4 separate regions of the Homo sapiens genome follow, and regions 2, 3 and 4 are each linked to region 1. Evidence: chromatin contacts called from ENCODE Hi-C or POLR2A ChIA-PET data. All regions are on one chromosome and are shown on one strand. The core of a region is the stretch at or near the end of the contact, and the rest is flanking DNA. Distances in the headings are between cores, read along the strand shown.

Region 1 (2,741 bases), core at 153-2,652:
TCCAGAAACTACATTGTTGTTGAGGAGTGAAACACGATGTCCACTGTAATTGGCCATAACCATAGGAAAGAAATGGTCAACTTTAGGATTGAGGGAGATAGAAGAAAATAAAGACAGCTGTGAGGCATCATTTTTCAACTCAAATTTAAAGCTGGCTTTTAAAATTACACCATTCACTGAAAATGGATTATAAATTGATTTAACTTTTCTGGAGGGCAATTTGGCAATATATGAAGCACCTTTAAAACATTTATGACAAATTTTGGAAAGTATACATATGTGTAGAAATAAGGAAACACAAAAATGTTCATGTGGCTGCCACTAAGTGGTAAGTTTATAGATGATTTTAATTTTCTTTTTAATATTTTCCATAGTTTTTAAAAACAGGCCTAATTACATTTATTTAAACACAAAGAACGTGAAGTAACCTGTTATTTAAGAACATGGACAAATTCCAGTCAAGAATATCCTCTAGAAGCTTGAGAGGTGGGAAAAGTAGTTTGGGGGATTTATTTGCTCTCTCAAGGTGATGAAAAGAAAAATATCTGAATCAAAGAGTCTGAGTTATGGAATTCTCTGCTTCTGGGGTTCTAGTGCAGCCCCGTTGGTCTGGAATTCAGGAAAAAAGATACAAGGCATAAAATCCCACAGAAAGTTACACAGTTGCAACAGAACATTTAGCATTTATTGCTTGTTCTTCTAATTAAACCTCTAATTCAACTCACTAGGCCCTTGCCTGCTAGCTTTAGTGAGTAAAGTTGAGACCATGTGACTGGACTTAGCTTGATTTAATGTCATGTTCATTGAGGAGAATGGTTGGACTTTTTTTTAAAAAACATGAGCATAGGAAATATCTGAAGTCACTTTTAACACTAGTCTGAACATGTAGGATAAAGGAATGTGTGTTACTGAATTGGGATTTCCAATAGATATTTAACCCAATGTGATTTGGTGATGATGTTCTTTCTTCAGATTTAATTTCATAATTTCCTCACTTATCTCAGACCACTCCCTCAGTTCGCTTTCTGCCTTAACTATCACCTCTAAGTAACATGGGATAAGTCACTTAACCTTTGCTGTATCCTTTCAAAAATAGGCCTCTGTCACGGAATTTCCTCTCTCTAAACATCTCTAAAGTTCTGTTGGTGTGAAGAATTAGTACGTCTCTTCTGGTTATATGAATTTAAGAAAGCATTTAGGTTAATGAGGGAAAATTGAATTTTAATGGTCCTCCCTTAAAAGGCTTTACAAAAGATTTTTTAGCTAGATGAGGTGGGAATATATATGCTAGCACCAGATTCCACTTATCAGTCATCCAGCAGTTACAGCAAGCCAGCAGCTCTGCCTGCGCCTGAGTTGGCCATGTATAGACAAGTGAGGACTGCAGAGGCAGGAAATATGGGGTTACGTTGATTTCCCTCTATTAGCAGCAGCTTAAACCGGCATGCTGGGCAGCACTGTCTCCTATTGGCTACAGCTGCTGAGAGCAGCAGGATGAGGGTTGACCTATATCTGTCAGGTGTAGGTCAAACCCTGAATTTTTGTTGCAAACTTCAGTCTTCTAGAACGCCAAGTTTCACTTGTGCTCAACCACATACAATATTTTTATCAGGATCTGTGATATACTCCACCTGCAAAGAGCTTGCATCTGTGGGTTTCCCTCTCTGGATTCTTTTGCTTTCTTTCTTGCTGCCTCTCCCTCCTGTCACCCTCTTACCATTTTTGTCCCCTGCTTCCGTGTCATCCTCTGGCTGAGAAGGGTTGAGATGGTCACAGCTGTGCTCCTTCTAGTAATCACAGTAACACCAGCCCTTCTCTGCCTGCCCCAGTTTCCATCTGACCAAGCTGTGCCCGTTCCTTTCAGTTGCAGTTATTGCCCCAGGTTGGCACAGCCTGTGCACATATGTGCTCCTCTGGGCCACCATGGTTTCGGAATGTGTCAGTTGCTAATTACAACTGCAGCTGTGCACAGAAATACAGCACACATTCAAAATGTGGGTCCTAAAGTTCCTACACAGTAAATATTTCTTGATAGTTTTAAGGCCATTTTTTTTCTTATTTTTTTTTTGTAAAGATAGACTTTTAAGTATTTAGACATGTATTTTTCTAGATGAGAGAATAAACTACTTGAATTTTCATTTATTCAGCCACCATCTAACTGTGACAAAGGTCCTTTCCCTCTGCCTTTGGTCTCAGTCAATATATGTATGTTGTTTTGGGACTTAATTGGTATTGTGTTTTTATTTATTTACACTGACATCACAATGTGAAACTTACCATAGTCAGTCCTGCCTTCATACTAAAGCATCAGTACACTGTGGGCTTCCACTTACAATGCAGAAACTGCATTCCATGACCCGTTATCATTTCTTCACTGAGGCCTTGTAGTAATAGTAAAGAAGCCCAAATGCTGGAAAAATTATTCTAGAACCTCAGGTCCCCATGCGTACAAACTACATCACAGTAATTTGAGATGGAAAAGACCTATTAAGTCATCCCACTGATTCTCTGAGGACCTGCGGTGTTTTTTCCCTCTCCAACAGGCTGATCTACTTTTTAATGGCTTTTCCAACTGTAAATGGCACAAGTGATGGGGTTTCCACCCTTCCCAAGGCTGTACAGCCTATAATAGATCTCTCCATTAGGGCCTGTGACTCGTTCAGCTGCCTAAATCATCTTTGTTTTGACTTTCATTTACCATCACTCCTCCTGCTGTCCCCTTGCACACTAAATAATTTCTC
Region 2 (2,741 bases), core at 67-2,566, 250 kb after region 1:
AAAATGCCTCTGAATGAATAAAATGAGGGTAGAGCTTTGATCAATTGGGGTCATTATACTAGAAGGAGGCTTATAACTCATTTAGTACAATCCTATTGTCTTACAGATGATGTGATACACAGAGGTTAAAGGGCTTACTAAGGTCCTATGTTGGGTTTAGTGCTAGAGCTGGACCCAGAACCCAGAACACACAGGCGGATTCTTTCGCCTCCTCGCTCTGCTAGGGGCATGAAGACAGAAGACAGCCCCCACAGTCATTCTAACATTTGTTGGCTGGCTATTGGGAATGCAGAATACATTTTCCCATGGAGGCAGGTTTTTTCTTCTTCTTTTTTTTAAATGGTGGTTCGGTTCCCAGGCCAGGCCACAAAAGCCTATTTACCCCATAGCTGAGCTCAACTATAAAACCAGCGGTAGCTCTGAGGCCTCACTGAACCCCCAGCTCCGAGCCTGCAGTCCGAGGGGCAGGTGGGCAGCTGGCTCTGCAAGGGGGGTAGGCAGCGCTCCCTTGAGCAGACCAGGAGTGTGGGGAGGGGGCTGGGCAGGGGGGCTGGGCAGGGGGCCCAGGCAGCAGCTGCAGGAGCCTACAGCAGCCTCTGAATGCCTTGGTGGTTCTTAAGTGGATTGTTTGTAAGTTGGGAACTGTCTGTACTTAGAAAGGCGGATTTCAAGAGGTAGGGGATCCTATTTCACTTGAAGGCCCACAGTAATGAGGGTTCTTTATTCGTAATGAAGTAAGCCACTAATTGGAGGGACGGGCTCAGGAGGCCTGGTGGAATTTTGTACTCCTGGACCAGAACTGAGTAATATTATGCAGTAGCCTGGCAACCCTTTACTTTTGCACAAAATTCATATAAAAATCTACCATGAAGTGCCTGTCTGACATTCACTGTGTTTATTATTAATAATGATAATAACAGGGTAGCTTATACACAGCCTTAAGGCTAAGAAAGTAAATTGAATTCTCAGTTTCTTCCAGTTTTTTTTTTTTCCGCAGTCAGATTAGGAACATTTGGAAAGTCCTTACTCTCCGAGTGGGCTGAAACCTTTCATATTTACCCAGAGGAGACATGGCTGTAGTTTCTAAGGACTCATCCAAGAGATGATCTCTTTCCTTCCTCTGCCTCCTCAGAGAGGCAGAAACATTCCATAAACTCACAAATGTTGTAAAAGTAAATGTACAAAAAAATAATATTAATGGAACTGAAAACGTTACAGTAGAGAAATCAATTATAATAAGGTAATACAGTTAGCTCTTCTGGACTTAATGAAATGTGTTCAACTGCATTGGAATGTTCTGGTGCCCCCTGCAGGATTCTAACACCTCACAGAAATGGTTTAGTACCAATTCAGATGGCTTAGAAAACCCTACAGAGGCAATGTGTTTCTTTTCTCAGGTTCAAATCAACTTAACCTGGCTCAATCACATGCAGAGGGACAAAGCAGGAACTCAATCTAACATTTAAAAGGTTTTTAGCCACCATAAGTTTGTCATTAGAATGGAGGTTTTTGGATCAACAACAGAAACTATTTTTGGTTTGTGAAGTTTATAAATCTAACAGTGCAAAGTTCACGGTTACATGTGTGATCTCTCAATTTTTCTGGGCTGAGTGTTTAGGGAACAAGGAAGTTTGCTTCCATGAGCCTTGCTTTGACTTAGTGCAGAAAAATTAAACATTCTGGAAAGTTAAACATTTAGCTTCTAAATTTTTACTGCCCTGGAATTCCTCAGGAACATGACTCCAGTATGATAATGAACAAATGGTCATCAGAGTTGTTTATTCCATAGTTACAGGTCAGCAGATGTGAGGAACCATCGTCTGACTCCAATAAGCTTTTAAGATGATAGCTGTCCATCGTTCCTGCCCTCCACTTTATACGAGAGTAACTGAAATCACTATTTTGATGTATAATGTCCCTGCTATCATCTAGTCTTAGGTAATTTATCTGAAAGACATTGACCAGGTCTCACTGAATTTGCAAAGAATCATGCTGGCACATAATTCTAATTATATCACAATAGCTACAACATAAATACAGTATTGTAATATTGTACAGACAGTCCTGGATTTGCCATGGTTTGATTTATGATTGTTTGACTTAGAGTTTTTGACTTTGCCAAGATGCAAAAGCAACATGTATTCAGCAGAAACTGTACTTCAAGTACGCAAACAACCACTCTGTTTTTCATTGTCAGTACAGTGTTCAATAAATTACTGTGAAATATTAAGCACTGTAGTATAGTATAGGTTTTGTGTTAGATGATTTTGCCCCACTGTAGGCTAATGTAGGCATTCTGAAAACATTTAAGGTAGCCTGTGGTAAGCTATGCTGTTTGGTAGGTTTGGTGTATTAAATGCATTTCCGATTAGGATATTTTCAACTTGATGGGTTTACTGGGGCATAACTCCATTGTAAGTCAAGAAGCATCTGTATATATGTGTTATATAATACATATTGCCTATAGTAATATTACATATTATTATAATATTGTATAATATTATAACACAATATAAACCTCTACTAATGTCACTTTTTTCAGTGCCATTCCTTCTTTCATATACTGGATGTTTAATTTCTTAATTTGAACATTATAAAGAAACGTATTAAAATTCAAATCACAAAGACACTAAACATAATTCCAGACTTCTAGAAAAGTTGCAAGAATTCTTTGTATGCCTGGATACCCTTCACCCAGATTCCCAAAATGTTAATTCACCCAAACATTACTACATTTGTTT
Region 3 (2,741 bases), core at 115-2,614, 230 kb before region 1:
GACTGGGTTTCACCACGTTGGCCTGGCTGGTCTCGAACTCCTGACCCCAAGTGATCCGCCTGCCTCAGCATCCCAAAGTGCTGGAATTACAGGCATAAGCCACCTCGCCCAGCCTCCTGTTTCTTTCATCTATTAAAACTCCACTCTTAAACTCACTCCTTGTGTGTCCTCGTCCTTCAGTTTCTTTGGCGTGAGACGATAACCTCAGGTATTTACCTCAGACAACTCTGCTACTTCAGAAGTATTTACTTTATTAAATGAATATGATTTATTGTTTTGAAGTAAAATGTTTAAGGTATGCATGTATTTTTTATGATTTCCCACTTTAACTGATTTTTTTATTAAATGAAGAAATGGTCTCAATCACATTGGCTAACATGGCCTCTATTTATTTAATTCATCTGTTTTTCCCACTTTGGGGCATCAACAGCATGGAGTATTTGGAAAACTACTTGTATTTGTAAAGAGTAAAATGCAGTTTAACAAAGAAGTTAGTTTGTCATTGTATAGTTCAGGAACTCTGGCCTGGATGAGAGCATGAGTTTGAAATTTTGTCCTCAAGATTTTGTTTTTATCTTACCATCACCTTTTATGCTTAAGTTTATGATTGGCCATAATTATCAAATTGACACATTATGTCATGTGAAAATCTGTTTACCAAACTTTTCTATTAATAAACTTGATGTTTAATTGTAATATTAAGAGTCACAGAGTGCTGTAGATTCTGTTTGTCATAGTTGTGTAGCTTTTAGAGTTTAGGGAAATCTAGTTTTTAGAATTGACACAATGATTTTTAATTTTAGCAGTGTGTTGAATAACCTGTGATATACCATTCACTTATTAACTTCACATTGTTGTATAATAAGTTATAAATTTTAGATCAGATAAGAAAGTAAAACTGGTATTAATTTGGGAAGAAGAAATTGCAGAACTTGAGTGATTTTTCCAAATAATGTGTCAGCTGTAACTTGAATGTGTTATTTTTATCCCCAAGGGTATTTTGAAATATACTTATGTGAATTTCTTATAGTTTATTTTAACCATAAAACTATTTTGATATTTTTATAATGCCATCGATGATACTGTATGCATAGTGAGGGCATGGGTTGTCTGTTCTTACCACCATATTCCCAGCACTAGCATGGAACAAATGAATAAGAACGGAGTAAAAATGCATAATCTAAACTTGACTATGTGTGTCTTCAAAATAATACCTTTAAGTTATTTTGAAGGAAAAAACTATGTATCCAACAAATTCAAACAGATACTTACAAAATTAAGACGATTGTAAATGTGTGTTGTCCTCCTTCTCATTGTTTTTCACATCCAAAAATGTCCTCTTGGAGCCTCTTATCTGAGTAGCTTCTGTGGATCTGATGATGCTAGGATTTTATTTTTTCTTTTATTTTAAAGTTCTTCTGATTACATCATCTCTTTGTATAGACATCATTCTTGACAGATGGCATTTATTAAATATGGACAGTAGCAGGCAGTTAAAAAGACCTGCATGAGATAGGCAGGAACCTTTCTTTTTTCTTTCTGACTCTCAGAAGCAATACCAGCATTAGCTTTATTTAACTTCTAGATTAATTTAAAAAGAAACCTCTTTAAATTATGACTCAACAGGTACAGGGTGAAGTGGGGGAAATGTATGTGTGTTTTAAAGCTTCCCAAGTGATTTTGACCATCAGTTAAGTTTAGAAACCACTGATTACAATTAATTTCCTTAGAATTTGCTCATATATTTAATTCCAAAGAGGAAGAAAATTGAAATTTTAAAAAACATATGAGTATTTTTGGAGATGACATAACTTTCCTTTTATTGTGTTAAAAAAAGCTTTAAGAACTGTTTTTTTCTGCATTTTTATTAATTATCAAGATTTAGTGATGGTTTAGAGAGCTAAAAACACCTTTAGGGTGAATTCAGAAGATCTAGCAGATACAATGATGAAATATGATCAGCAAGCTTTAGGAGAGGATAACAAATGTGTGATTTTGAAATCTCTTCTATTTGAAACCAATCCAGAGTCTTGAATTTGATCCAGTATATAGTATGCTACAAATGGAAAGATTAAACTGGAGCAATATAATTAGGGTAAGCCATTGCATCTGCACTTGTATCGCAGCAACTGAATTTGAAACCAGCTGCAAAATGGTGACTAATCTCTCTGGCAAGCCCACATGAGAGTGTAGTACAATAAGCCAGCTTCAGCCTCATGAGCACATGTTTCTTCAACTTGCCTCTGAGCAGGTGATGGTGATGATGCAATCTGATTATACTTTTGAATGTATTCTAACCACAGTCAACAGTAGAGTCTCACAAGGGATTTCACAAAAGACTTCAAACCGACTGTATATTTTTCAGAGAGTTGAGCTATAGACAGCCATGGAAAGTAGTAGTTTTTTTTTTCACGTTAGTGACTACTGTACTTTGCAGTACTTTATAATCTTAAGTTTAGGAGGCTTTAGTTTTCATATGTGAACTGAAGATGAGAAGAATAATGTGGAAAGAAAGTACTTGTACTTGGAGCTTTTATTCTGAATTGTTCACAACAACTTACACTGATCAATTAAAATAATTAAATTGTCTAGACTATTTAATTCTGTACAAACAAGAGATGGTAAATCAGTGTACTGTGTTTAAGTGGTACACTAACCTTTCCATATTCAGAGAAGTACCTCCCTGGGTCTTGAACATTAAAGGTGTTTAATAAGTACTCAGTTTGACTTGGACTTGAGCC
Region 4 (2,741 bases), core at 90-2,589, 130 kb before region 1:
GAGCCTCCTTTCCAGGTCATCAACCTTGCCAAGCTGCTTTCGGGCAGGGTGTACCGCAGGCATCTTGCAAGTCTCACTACTTGTCACATCAGCCACTTCATGGTCTCCCTTCTGTATACACTTTCAATCCTAGATATGCTTTTTAGATGGCTTACCAGTTGGATTTTTGATATCAGTATAGAGGATGTAGGACAAGTGCCTTTCTAACTTAGAGAGAAAGATTGTCTCGGGAGTGATGGTTCCTCACAGTGGCAGATTTTCATAACCCTTGCTGTAGTATGGATAGCTGTAAGAATGTGAACTGTATCAGACAGACTTGTAGCTCAGATCTTGGCTTTACCACTTATTGTACAGGGTTACTATAAGAATTTGGTGAGTCAATATGTAATATTTATTTGTATGTCTATATACACAGTATCTGATGTATACTAGATACTCAGTAAGTATTAGTTTCTTTTTAGATTGGAAGGAAATTATGGTTAATGCCTTAAAAATCATGCCAGAGTAGAGTAGAATTGATTAAATCATTTAGGAATTATGCTCAATTGAGAGTTACAGTAAAAGGCAGGGGTTTAATTTGGGGCTTAATTTTTCTCATGTGACAAGAAGTCTCATAGAAGGTAGTTAAAGTATTGATTCAGGAGCTCAGGAATGTTAAGACCAAAGTCCTATAGTTCCTCATAGTTGCAAGTTAGCTATTGCAGCTCCAGCCATCATATCTATTTTCCAGGAAGCAGGAAGGAGGAAGACAGCAAAGGGAGAATAAAACTGTGTCCAGAAACTTTTCAAAAAATCTCTAACAGTTTTACTGGCCATATTATAACATATGGCCACCCCTAGTGGCACGGGAGCCTGGTAAGGAGCCTACTTTAGCTTGGTACTTTGCTACTACCCCCAGAAAAATCAGGATTCTATTAAAGATGAAAGGAAGGATGAATATTGGGTAGGCTACAAGAGGTCTCTGACATAGATATCAACCTATTTTGCTTTTAGAAGGTTCATTTGTCCAACAATAGATATCAGTGGAGGTGGGGGAGGACAAATAGAGAGAAGCATTCATTAGTGATGCCTGGATTCTATTTAGGGCCACGAAGTCTTTGAGTAGTCATAGTGGGACAAGAAATAAAGAAGGACATTAATTTAAAAAAAAATCTTGGATAAGCTAAGCACAATGCTGGTAGGACCTTTACATGTATTAACTCATTAATTTTTACAGACGAGGTAGGCAATATTATCTATATATCTTATAGAGGAGGAAACCAAGGCTCAACAATACCCATTTCCCAAGGTCACAAAAAAAACAGTAACATTAATGGAACCGGAATTGAGACTTGCGCCTGACTAACCACAAAACCTATGCTTTGCATCGTGTTGTTTTCCTGTCTCCACTATATAAATAACGCTGCAGAAACCTGCTGTTTCACTTTGCTTCTCTTTTCCGTAGTGCCTTCTCCTGTGAGGTCCACAATAACTATATATTGACTTCAATGATTTGTGTGCAGAACTAAACTGAGTGTTCTATAAAAGATTGCTGCTGTTAGTTGCTGAAGGCTGTAGAGATGAGGCCGGGAGAGGAAGAAGTGGTGCTTCTCTCTTATCACCGCCACTCAGAGGTGGGAATGACTGCCTTGGGATATATGCCACCAGTGTCGGTAGCATTCAAGGACATTCTTTGGGACAAAGAGAATGTGGCAAAGCAGCAGTGACCAATCTGAGTGAGCCAAAGTCCAAAAGGAAAGCTGATAGAATGAGTTGGCATGGAGGTGTATCTTCTCAAGTCAGAAGCCTGGGAATTATCTTTGACTTCTTCCTCTTTCATTCTCAACCCAATTGATCACCAATCACTTTATTTCTACCTCCTCTGGCTACCTTGCTTATCTGTCCTTTCCTCTACCTCCCCACTGCAACTACAGTGGTTCTGGCCTTATCTTTCACATGGATTATTACAAAGAGTTTTTGTAATAGCCCTTAATGCCCAGTCCTACTTTCATTCAATCCATTCACCCACAAATCTGACCATGTAGTTGCCTTACTTGATGGCATCAGAGGCTCTTCAGCTGCCTGTAGGATAAAATCCAGTAATTTGTGTCTACTGTGCATATATGGTCCTTCGTGGTCTGGTCCTGCTCCTCTGTGTAAACGTTCAGGTCTGTTCTGTGTCACCATACAGAGTTTCTTACCATTTCTTGAGTATATTCCTTTCTCTTGAAGTTTGTGCAATTTCTGTCACTTCTCTGAAGAACTTTATCCCATACGTCTTGTGTTCACTGAGCAAATTCCTGTTCATCCTTCAAACCCCTGCTCAAATATCTTTCATCTTCAATGCCATTTAGTCTCCCCTCTGGTCCCTTAACACCTTGTACATCTGACCAGGAGTGCCATGAAGTGGGGATTCGGGTTGACTCATCATTGTTCCCTGTGCGTGGCATGCATCAGCCACTCAATAAATATTTAATGTTTGATGTGTGCAGGAACAGTCAGACTAGACAAAAGACAGAAGAACTTGTTATCTAAGTATTACTCTTAACCATGAAAAGCTCTAACTTTGGATAACCTCCTTACCTTTCGGTGCTAGAGTAATGGGAATATATTTGAAACATTACTTCATCTCTCCGAAGTGAATTATTCTCACCAGGTTCTTAACAGTTTCTGTTAGTTTTTCAGGTTATGTTTAATAATTCCCATGATACCAGCTGAATGATGATTCTAATTCTCAAATCCTAAAGTGACTCTTGCCTCTC

What was found. A loop is a pair of places that touch in the nucleus more often than their neighbours do. ChIA-PET counts read pairs that join two places held with the same protein, here RNA polymerase II (POLR2A). Pooled maps may share reads with other maps.
Region 2: a loop to region 1 is called in a pooled map, with 6 times the contacts of the local background. The contact joins two enhancer-like sites. A Hi-C loop is called at or near these places in 2 of 37 single-sample maps with no recorded cell type and 9 of 50 pooled maps. POLR2A ChIA-PET finds 5 or more read pairs at or near these places in 5 of 52 experiments (CD4-positive, alpha-beta T cell, CD4-positive, alpha-beta memory T cell, activated B cell and 2 more).
Region 3: a pooled map shows a loop between it and region 1 (7-fold over the local background). The contact joins the promoter of RPA3 here to the enhancer-like site in region 1. A Hi-C loop is called at or near these places in 2 of 37 single-sample maps with no recorded cell type and 8 of 50 pooled maps.
Region 4: a map with no recorded cell type shows a loop between it and region 1 (6-fold over the local background). The contact joins two enhancer-like sites. A Hi-C loop is called at or near these places in 29 of 37 single-sample maps with no recorded cell type and 8 of 50 pooled maps. POLR2A ChIA-PET finds 5 or more read pairs at or near these places in 2 of 52 experiments (CD4-positive, alpha-beta memory T cell and activated CD4-positive, alpha-beta T cell).

The regions. Positions count from the first base shown.
Region 1 is chr7:7,943,314-7,946,054 of GRCh38, forward strand. No RefSeq gene overlaps it. Among named protein-coding and RNA genes, the nearest start is that of GLCCI1-DT, 24 kb to the right of the region's middle. RefSeq lists an enhancer at 1,481-1,690 and a silencer at 1,901-1,950. Within about 2 kb of position 1,403, at least 10 of the 41 ENCODE cell types and tissues checked have a DNase peak (open chromatin) inside an H3K27ac peak, as active enhancers do.
Region 2 is chr7:8,189,240-8,191,980 of GRCh38, forward strand. All of the region lies in intron 6 of ICA1 (islet cell autoantigen 1), which reads right to left. Among named protein-coding and RNA genes, the nearest start is that of ICA1, 72 kb to the right of the region's middle. Within about 2 kb of position 1,317, at least 2 of the 41 ENCODE cell types and tissues checked have a DNase peak (open chromatin) inside an H3K27ac peak, as active enhancers do.
Region 3 is chr7:7,717,243-7,719,983 of GRCh38, forward strand. It overlaps RPA3 (replication protein A3), which reads right to left and starts at 1,365. Exons shown (of 8, transcript NM_002947.5): 1 at 1,273-1,365. The region is part of intron 2 of UMAD1 (UBAP1-MVB12-associated (UMA) domain containing 1); the gene reads left to right.
Region 4 is chr7:7,814,897-7,817,637 of GRCh38, forward strand. All of the region lies in intron 3 of UMAD1 (UBAP1-MVB12-associated (UMA) domain containing 1), which reads left to right. Among named protein-coding and RNA genes, the nearest start is that of RPA3, 98 kb to the left of the region's middle. RefSeq lists enhancers at 1,250-1,439, 2,308-2,397. Within about 2 kb of position 1,340, at least 3 of the 41 ENCODE cell types and tissues checked have a DNase peak (open chromatin) inside an H3K27ac peak, as active enhancers do.